Linked DNA regions of Mus musculus: region 1 is linked to region 2. Evidence: chromatin loops called from intact Hi-C (ENCODE). Cell type or tissue: heart. All regions are shown on one strand.

What was found. Hi-C counts contacts between places; a loop is a spot of excess contacts. Peaks named below come from ENCODE experiments on the same cell type or tissue, not always from the same donor. Only the 100,000 strongest peaks of a DNase experiment are listed, where the experiment ranks them.
Region 1: a loop joins it to region 2, with 2.8 times the contacts of the local background. A loop is called at or near these places in 5 of 42 quality-filtered maps.

The regions. Positions count from the first base shown.
Region 1 is chr10:24,618,989-24,623,988 of GRCm38, reverse strand. No RefSeq gene overlaps it. Among named protein-coding and RNA genes, the nearest start is that of Gm15270, 26 kb to the right of the region's middle. In heart, CTCF peaks have their summits at 1,251 (motif pointing right) and 2,208 (motif pointing right); DNase peaks (open chromatin) are centred at 1,208 and 2,188.
Region 2 is chr10:24,162,663-24,167,662 of GRCm38, reverse strand. The region is part of intron 2 of Stx7 (syntaxin 7); the gene reads right to left. Among named protein-coding and RNA genes, the nearest start is that of Stx7, 16 kb to the right of the region's middle. In heart, no CTCF peak of the experiment used is centred here; a DNase peak (open chromatin) is centred at 2,932; H3K4me3 peaks cover 467 bases; H3K27ac peaks cover 1,074 bases.

The DNA of each region.
Region 1 (5,000 bases), 460 kb before region 2:
ACCGCAGAGAGGAATGCTGCCCTTCACGAGGGATAGTCTGAGTCTTTCGAAAGTTCCTTCCTTGTTCGACCAGACAGGACCATGATTGATGGATAAAGATTCAGATGTGGGACATGCTGAAGCAGGGCAGGCAAGTCTGTGGAGACCCAGTTCCGTCTATTTGAAGTGGTTGTCTCTTTGCCAGCACTCCCAAGAGAATAGTGGGCTGTTTGATCTCTGGTCCCCATCAAAGGTGCCCTTGACAGACTGCAGCCCAGGTCTGTAAGCTTCCTCATAAACCCATGTTTGGAAAGATATCTCTTGGGTGGGGGGGTTGCGGAGAGGGGGTTATTTTGGTTTGAAACTGGAAGAAAGGAGGCTTGAAACTTAGTTGGAAGTGAGAAATATCAAGGTGGGGCAGGCAATGAATCTGGAGGGGACAATATCCTGTGAGTAAAAACAGTGGGTCTTGAGGCGGTTTCTGAGATGCTTGGCTGTTAACTCTCTCATCAGCCGCCCTCCTTGTCCTACTGGCTTGGCCCTGCAAGGCTGGGGTGCGGTCATTGATGCGTCTCTCCAGCTCCCGTTCCTAACTGGAACTGTTCGTTCTGCTAACGATCCCAAAACAACTTTTGTTTTGGGAAAGATGACCAAGCAGTCGCTTGTTAAGAATCCACTGAACCCCTCTTTCAGACCAGGAACAGTGGAAGATTCACAGCAGAGTAGGGTAGATAGAGACACAAATATACACACCATGTCTTGCTGTTGTTGCTGTGGTTATATACATACTGTGTCTTCCTGTTGTTATTTTGGGCTATGTGGATAATTTTCATTTGCCGGGGAAGTCAGACAGATTTAAGGCAAATGGGCATATTCTTTTCTAGCAGGAAAGGGACACTGTAGAGCCTTGGCAAGCTTCACCACTGAACCATTATGAGCCCCTGAGTCTCCATATGCTTCAGAAAACTCCCAACAGAACGCTCAGGGGAGCCATAACAAATTGCTTGGCATTTCTGTAGAAGACTGACAATATTCCTCACCTACTCTCATCTCTAATTGATGTCCTGTTTTTCCTTTTGTTAATCTTGCCAGGTACAGTATTGCTGTCTGTCCTTCTTAGATGGTGTGATCGAGAATTACTTAATATGTGTTTTGGAAAAGATCTATTATTTTTATTTTACAAGTATGAATGTCCCGCTTAGATGCATGTTCATGTAGTACCCAAAGAGCCCAGAAGAGGGCGGTGGAATCCACGGAACTGGAGGGCCAGATGGTTGTGCGCCACCATGTGGATACAGGGAAAATCTCACTGGGTTCCTCGGAATAAACAGCATAATGCTTTTAACTGCTAAGCCATTTCTTCAATGTTTTGTAGTCTCAAGTTGTGAACGTATCTTGGGCCTTGTCCACAGAAATTCTCTGCAGCCTGGCTTGCAAATACACTTTTCCAAAAATCTTTCCACATTGCTTTAAGCCAAGTGGCCTGGAGATTATAGAGTTTTTAAGTCCTAAAATCGTTTTATATTAATCCTTCGGCTTGTATTTCTCAGACTACATAGGTAGGACTATGTCAAACCTCAAACTGCTTTTGTGGGAAGAACCATGATTACAGCCCCCCTCCCCCATCCAGACTAAATAATTTTTCTTCTTGGACTCGTGGAGTAGATATTGTAGCTCATTCTTTCCATGAAGATGTGGTAACGTTGGAGTCCTGGTTTACGGGAAGACTGGCCGTGGTACGGAGGACGGAGTTTCAACTTTACCTCTTACACTTACAATTTCCTATGCTCTGCTCACAAGAGTGCTACGACCCAGGACCCTGGTTGCTGACAGCAGAAGTCTCCCTTCCAGGGATGCCTGTGGTCCACACAGCTGAAGGTGTTCATTTTTTCATGATTTCAAGGTGCTGCAGAAATTCCCATTATTACTGAAGGCTCAGCAATAGATTTTTAAAGAATATTTATTCTTGTGGCAGAAGCAAATAATCTATTTTAGGCATGGCCCATATCACAAGTTTTTACTGTTCAAGTATGGTCACTTGCCTTGATTTAGTTACTTTAGTCAGTTTGTATATGCTAAGCTATTTCGGCACCTCCTTTGGGTGGCCTTGCCCTCGCCTGCAAATCATTCGAGAACGTGGTCAAATTGTTCCTTACAGAGGGGGTCAACCCCTTTTTCCCAAGAGCCAGCGGAAAGAACCTGAAAGTCCTTCAGGGCTGCTATGCCAGTTTCTGCCACTTGGTGGCACTGTCGAACACGGGTCCTCCTGGCTTCGGGGTACAGAATTTGGTATTTCTCTTTCCTCCTTGGAGGTAGCCTCATTTGGACAGCAAGGTTACACTTCTTAGTTCAATCAGATTTCTGGCCATTGTATTCCGTGTCTACATCACCTTTTGGCTCCAGCCAACCAAGAGTTTAGAGTTCAAATATTTTGGTGAATATGAACCTTCCTCCATCAATAATATCTAATTAAAAACAGTAATGGATACAATGCCTCACCATTTTGCAATGGTTCCATACACAGGCAGCAATGGAGCCCAGCAGGAAAACGACTTATCCCGAAGAATTCTACAAGTTGATAAAAGATAATTGACTGGTGGCAGTACCACCGTGACTTTGGACCCCAGGTCGTGGCACACAGTTAGATGTATCTCTGGATACAGTACCCATGGATGTTACATTTTTTTTTCCAGGTCTACAGAATTTTCTGAGATTTGAGAGAGCTAGTTAATTCTTTAAGAAATGAAAATAGTAAGTAGAATCAAATTAGATTTCTTTTTACATGGAGGACAAAACAGTATGTCAATTATTCAATTAGTTTGAGTCCTGAGAATTATGTCTAGAGTGCGTGTGAGACTTTCCAAGTAGGTATGCTCTCATTGCTGAGTTCTTCATACAACTTCTCTGAAGACAGCTCTGCCGAGGCAAGTTTAAAATGATAACACAGATGTTCCAGAAACATCTTCAGATGACGGAGTGTTGTTTTATTTCTGATTCTTTTCCTCCTCCTCTCTGAGCAGTGGCGCTGATGGTGATGTTTGTCTTTACACAGCTTTTACCATGCAAAGCATATTGGTGCCCTTGACTCTACTCTACAGTTCTGGAAATGTGTGAAATGAGTTAACCCTCCTGCCAGTCCATGCAGGCGCACATTTAATATTATCCCTGAGCTATGAGGAGTCCAGATTTGCTATGTTGGAGCTGAACTTCAAAAGCTAACATTTATGGGGAAGTTTCCTATAAGAAAGTCTATTTTGGGAATTTATTAATCCCTGCTCTCTAAGTGCAGTGAGTCCCATCAGTGTGTTTGGCCTCCGTTGCTTGGAAGCAATCTATGGCCAGTTTAAGACTTGTCAATTATACAGTCACCTCCAAAAAATAGTATTTATTGGTTGACCCTAAGCCCATGTAACAGACTAACTCACAGATAGCATTGACATTCAACCATCCACTAATACCTCATCTAGAAGGAGCACATTCCGTTCAGAACAGAGAGCTCCTAGGCGCCTCTTCATCTGGTCTCTACGCGAGAGCCTTCGTGCATGCCCAAGTCAGGATCTGAGCATAAGAGCTAATGAAAATGACCCAAAACATATGATTTGCTAGGGAATCGGGTTTGTCTAGCAAATAAGGGCTCCCATTTTTCAGTACGTATGAGGACATGGCTAGATAGCTTCCGATGCAGCAAGGTGTTCTAGAGGTGGTGAGAAGTGAAAAGTGGTTATCAAATACTTTACACATCACAAAAAAATAGTTTGTGCTAAACATGGATGTGATTACACACACCGACTTGAAATAGAGCGCCACTGCCCAACGGAAGTGTGAGGTGTGCAATTCAAAACTTTCAGGAGTGTCATTTAAAAAGAGAGAAATAGGTAAAATTAATAACAACGATTTATGATATATTAATTTATATAGAAACTTACATAAATTTATTTGTTTATGATGTATGTATATTAATTTATATAGAAACTTACATAAATTTATTTGTTTATGATGTATGTATATTAATTTATATAGAAACTTACATAAATTTATTTGTTTTTCATATAGATTATCACTAATAATATATTTTAATATGTTAATGCTATATACCACATGCTAGTGATAGGTTTTATTTAACACAATATTATTATTTTGGCATATAAACAGCATGCACTTCTTGATATTTTTATATGTTTCAAAATAATTAATACTGGAAATTTGGTTAGATGTGTGAGGGAGGAAGCCTTGGGGCCACTCAGTGAATAGAGATTTGAGCTAAGATCTGAGCCGAGAGCCAGAGCCCTCTGGAGAATCAGAGAGAGTGAGCTGTGATGGCAACAGCTGGCTCCCACTCTTCCCAGGGGTCCCCCTCCACACCCATCTCATAACTCAGACCCCCGAGTCCCCTCCCCCCTCAGTTAACACTTGGGTTTTGTCTTAGTTCAGGTTTCTATTGCTGTAACAAAACACCATGACTAAGAAGCAAGTTGGGGAGGAAAGGGTTTATTCGGCTTATACTTCCACATTGTAGTCTGTTACTGAAGGAAGAATTCATTTTTCAACTTTCTCATTTTCTTATATTATTTGACCCCCCCCCCACAGGTTTACATAGGGGTGTGTGTGTGCGCATGTGCGCGTGTGTGTGTGTTTGGGGGGGGGTGCATGCCCACATACAGACCCCTGTGTGGGCCTCTGAAGAGTTCATAGGCTCTAGCACCTGTGTACTCCCCAGAAGACATTGAAGCTCAAAGGATGTTTGATCCAGGAACTATTCTAAGTGAGGCAAATGTATGCCAGACATGCACCTTGCAAAGAAACAGAAATTACATGTCTAGCACCATCCAAAGGTCGTCAGCTCCTGCTTCCACGTTCCTGCCCTGAATGGATGCCTGTCCTGACTTCCTCCAATGATGTACTGAGATCTGGAAGTGTAAGCCAAATAAATTCTTCCCTCCCCAACTTAATTTTTGGTCATGGTGTTTCATCACAGCAGTAGTAACCCTAACGAGGACAATATCCTTACAAACAAACAAACA
Region 2 (5,000 bases):
CAGACACACAAGTTACACTCTCATACAATATGACATAATCTAAATGCATACTATTATATGAATCAGAGTCTTCGGAGATCTGACACAAACCTCACCCAACTGTATAAACTTGGGCAAGTGACTTAAGCATTCCAAAACTAAATTTTCATCTGATAGACTCGATGACAAAATCTGATAAGAACATTTTAAAAAATACACAATGGTTAATTTTAGGTAGAGAATATACAATTTTATTTATTTTTGTTTTTATATTTATTTATTTTAATTTAATTTTATGTGTAATTCATTTTTTACACTCCATATTCCATTCCCCGCCCCTCCCCATCCACACTGACTGCTCCACATCCCACACCTCCTCCCAACCCTACCCCGTCTCCACGTGGACGCTCCCAACCCCCATCCCTCCTGACCTCTAAACTCCCTGGGGCCTCCAGTCTCTTGAGGGTTCGGTGCATCATCTCTGAATGGACACAGACCCTGCAGTTCTCTACTGTATGTGTGTTGGGGGGCCTCATATCAGCTGGTGTATGCTGTCTGTTTGGCGGTCTACTGTTTGAGAGATCTCGGGGGTCCAGATTAATTGAGACTTCTGGTCCTCCTACAGAACCAGAATATTCAGTTTTAAAGAGAGAGCTACAACTTTCTAGGTTAACGTTAGGGAGATGGCTCGGTGGGTAGAATGTTTGCCACACAGGCTTGAGACCCTGAATTCAGATCGCTAGAACACATGCATGCACAGCAAGCACCGTATCCATGCATCTATATTCCCGTTGCTCCCATGCCAGGGTGGGAGGCTGAGACAGGAGGCTCCACACAAGTTCACTGGGCAGCTACATAACACAGCATAAACACTGTCCTAAGTGAACTAGCTGGAAGGTGGCAAGGACTGGTTTCTGAGGTTGTTGTCCTTTGACTTCTACGCTATGGGACATATGACTGTACATACATACATAAATAAAGACACACACATACACACACAATCATATACATATCATGCACACACAAAATTTTAAAAATTAAAAAATAAAATACTCGATTAAGACAGCAGTCACAATTGCATGTGCTATAATTGCATGTGCTCTTAGCACTCTGGAGGCTGATGGATTACAAATTCAAGACCAACAAAGGCCATACAGCAGGAATCACAAACACCGAAAGAGTTTAGGTACCTTCCAGAAAGACAATGTAACTAAGATCACGGGGATGTTTCCTGCAGAGCTGCTTCCCACCTGTGCCTGCAGAAAGGTAACACTGAGTTCTCAGTAAACAGGACTTTCCGAATGGCTCTCTCACTCCTAAGCGGAGAACAATGGTTCATGGGCTGCAAGCAGCTGCAGCCAGCCAGCCCTCGGTGATGTCTGTGGGTGTTCTCTTTGACTTCAAAGGGGATGAAGACAACCCTCCCCCGCAGAAGTTAAATGGTCACAACTCTGATCACAAACACATTACTACCTCAGCCGTGGTTTCTTCACCGATCTTGGTAACAGTAATATTGAGGGAAGACTATAGACAATAAACACACCAAAGCAGAACACAGTTCATGTCCTATGTGAATTCTTCCAAAGTAACTAAAAGTATCAACTACTTTTAAAAAAGGAACTCTGGTATACACATGCAGGGCAGTTACTCTGTAATGAAAAGTGCTGCTCAGGAATGGCTACAGAACAAACAGGCAAGGGATTTCATAAAGAACTCAAAGAGATGTATTGTCAAAATAATTCCAGGAAACAAAAACTAGTCAGCTTCAAGCAACCAAATACATGTAGGACCATTGCCCAACTAACCACAAACTGTAATTTCATAAAAGGGAAGCAACACTGTGATCCAACCAATCCCTGTGCATAGATTTTGTTCATGGTAAATAAGGCTAAAAGTAACTGTGATTATTTATCTGAATGTAGCCTGCTGTGTTCACATGGGGATGCTGGCATATGGACTGCATCACTTTATCCATGTAGATCTCTAAGCATGCATTCTGGAAACAGGATAGGTGCCAAGATCCCCGGCTCATAAACAAACATTCAGTCTTCAGATAAAATTTTCATGAATAAAGGGTGGTGAATATATTGATGTTAACACCCACTAATGGAATACATGAAGCTAGCAGGTGCAGGAGAAAAGGTAAATCATAAAAAATACCCTTTGCATATTATAACCTCATGCTCTTAATTTTTTTTTTAATACTTTGGTGACTGAGGCATTCAAACCTTTCTCTCAAAGATTAACATTTTAATGGGGGAACACAGGGCGGAAATCGTAATTAAATTTTTATTTTTCTGATAAAAGGCATTATAAAATGAAAGCAAGATGATGAGAAAATGATTATAAAGAATAGCCAAGTAAGACATCCCTTAGATAAATGTACTGAGGTCACCTGAATACACAAAAGGGTAATACACATGCGGCTGCTTGCAGCCCATGAACCATTGTTCTCCCCTTAGGAGTGGGAGAGCCATTCGGAAAGTCCTACTGAGCCTGTTTACGGAGAACTCAGTGTTACCTTTCTGCAGGCACAGGTGGGAAGCGGGTTCCAAGGCCCTGAGGTGTGAAAGGGTCAGCCCAAGAAGCCTCAGGAAGAACCTGAGGTGGGCAGTGGGGGAGGCAGGTTGGATGCGGGTGTGAACAGCACAAGGCTCACACTTCCTTGCAAGGGCCAAGAGAGTCACAGATGAATTGAAATCTGGGTGTGACGTGTGCTCATGCATTAAAAATCTGCCTTGTTGTCACTGTGGAGAAGATAAGAGGGCAAGAAAGGGGGCAGAGAGGACAATGTGGAGGCTGCTGTCATCTGAAGTAGTAAGAACAGTGTGGACCCGGTGGCCACAAAAGGAGAGAAGGGACCAGCGGGCTGTGCACTTCTGTGCACTTCGACTGGATCCAGGCAGGGGAGTTTCCCAGATCACAAGGCAGGACAGGAACCAAAGGGAAGAGAGTTCACGCTCAGGGCATGAGCCGGCAGATGATTCACACACAGGCAAGAGAGAGAGTTCCAGGAAGCACCTCGGCCACTGATTAAGACTGGTGTATGAAGTGAGAAGAGTATACTCCCACCGCCAAGAGCAGACACTCTACCCCATAGGGCAAGTCACCATAGAAACCAGAACTGCCCTTCTCACTGAGATTCCCCCAGGAGAAATACTCTCTCTCCTACCTGTATCTGGACTGCGTCAACAGTTGGACATGAGAAAATTATAATACCAGAACTGTGGGTACTCCAGGGGGTAAATAATGTCAGCCATCTATTTTCAGATGTGACAGCAGATCTGCTCACTTCTGGGGACTGGAGTCCTTTTTACAGAAAAGCCTGCTGTGATGCCAAAGAGAAAAGTCCAAATACTCGCTTCCCTTTTGTGCACTCATGTGTTCAGAGGCAAAAATGGACGTCTCTTCACTAGACCAGAACGCACTTCCCCCCAGAACAACAAGATGACCTATAGTTTAAAAACTATTTTTATTGATCCTTTGAGGATTTCAGACAATAAATTTTGACTAGACTCACTCCCTCAGTTCCTCCCAGAACCAACTTAAGAACCCCCTCAGAACCTTGCAGGCCCAGAGCTAAACAGAGATTCTTATTAACAAACAGGGACAGTGAGTGTGAAGTAAGAACAGTTACTGCACTGCATGGAGACAATGTGGGTCTTTTAGACAGACAGACAGATGATTCAACATAAAACATGCTTCTGTTATCTTCTTCTAACATTTATAGCAAAGGCTCAAGCTTTTACCGAGTATCTTCCCAGAGAGCTCCAGAAAACATACACAGAAAAGCACATTTAATATTATTATACAAGCTTTAGCAGAAATGTCTACACTCAAATTCTGATGGGAAGATTTTTTTTCTTTTTCTAGTTATTTGCTGTTTATTTTGTGTGCACGAATGTTTAGCCTATATGTGTGTGTGTATATATGTATGTATGTATGTATGTATGTATGTATGCAGGTATGTATGTGTACCATGTGCCCAGGGTGGGCAGATGAGGGTGTCACATCCCTTGGAACTGGAGTTACAGATGTTTGTAAGTCACCTTGTAGATGCTGGGGACTAAATCCCACTCTCTGCAAGCAACCTCTCCAGCCCCACAACAAGAAGATTTTGTTACCAATGTATATGATTAGTTTGTTTACAGAAAGTTCTTAGCCACCTTAGAGTCTCCTTAAAAACAAAGAATACTTAAATGCCAGAATTTTCTTATTGGAAATGTTATTCTTTGGCAATCTCACACTTGTATGTAATGACTATGGCTGCTCTCTCTTCCCCTTCCCCTTCCCTCTGCCTTGCCAGCCACACTTCTTTACAAATCTTCCCACACCCATTCCTTTTTGTTTGGTCCCACAGAATGTAACTAGGCCCATCTGTTTGACCCTGGGTTTGTAACTACCCATTAATGGCAGAGAGTTCACTAGAACAACTATGTATGGATTTTTTTTTTTTTTAGTCAAATACTGTTTCACAGTTAACTGTTCTAAATTCTATTTATTAATTTTCTTCAATTCTTAATTCAGTTAATTCACTGCATGGCTCACTCTTGAAACATTTATGTCAATAACTCCCATCTTCTAGTATCAGAAAATACCTCCTAATCCTGGTGGTACTCTAGCCTAGTGCTTCTCAACCTGCGGGTGTCACCCCTGTGTGGGGGTGACAGATCAGATATCCTGCATATCAGATATTTACATTATGATTCATAACAGTAGCAAAATTACAGTTATCAAATAGCAGTGAAGTCATTTTATGGCTGGGGGGTCACCACAACAAGAGGAACTGTATTAAAGGGTCACAGTGTTCGGAAGGTTGACGATCACTGCTCTAGTAGCTCTTACAAATGGCTGCTTCCATTATGAGAATCTGTAAATAATGTATAAGTCCCATGACAAATGGCCTCTTAACACTAAAACCTGCACATGATAGGAGAGTTTTCAGGAGTCCTTGAAACTCTGGCTGAGATTTAACTTTATAAAGTTGGAAGAGATTAATCCAGTGTGCATGCGTGTGCGCA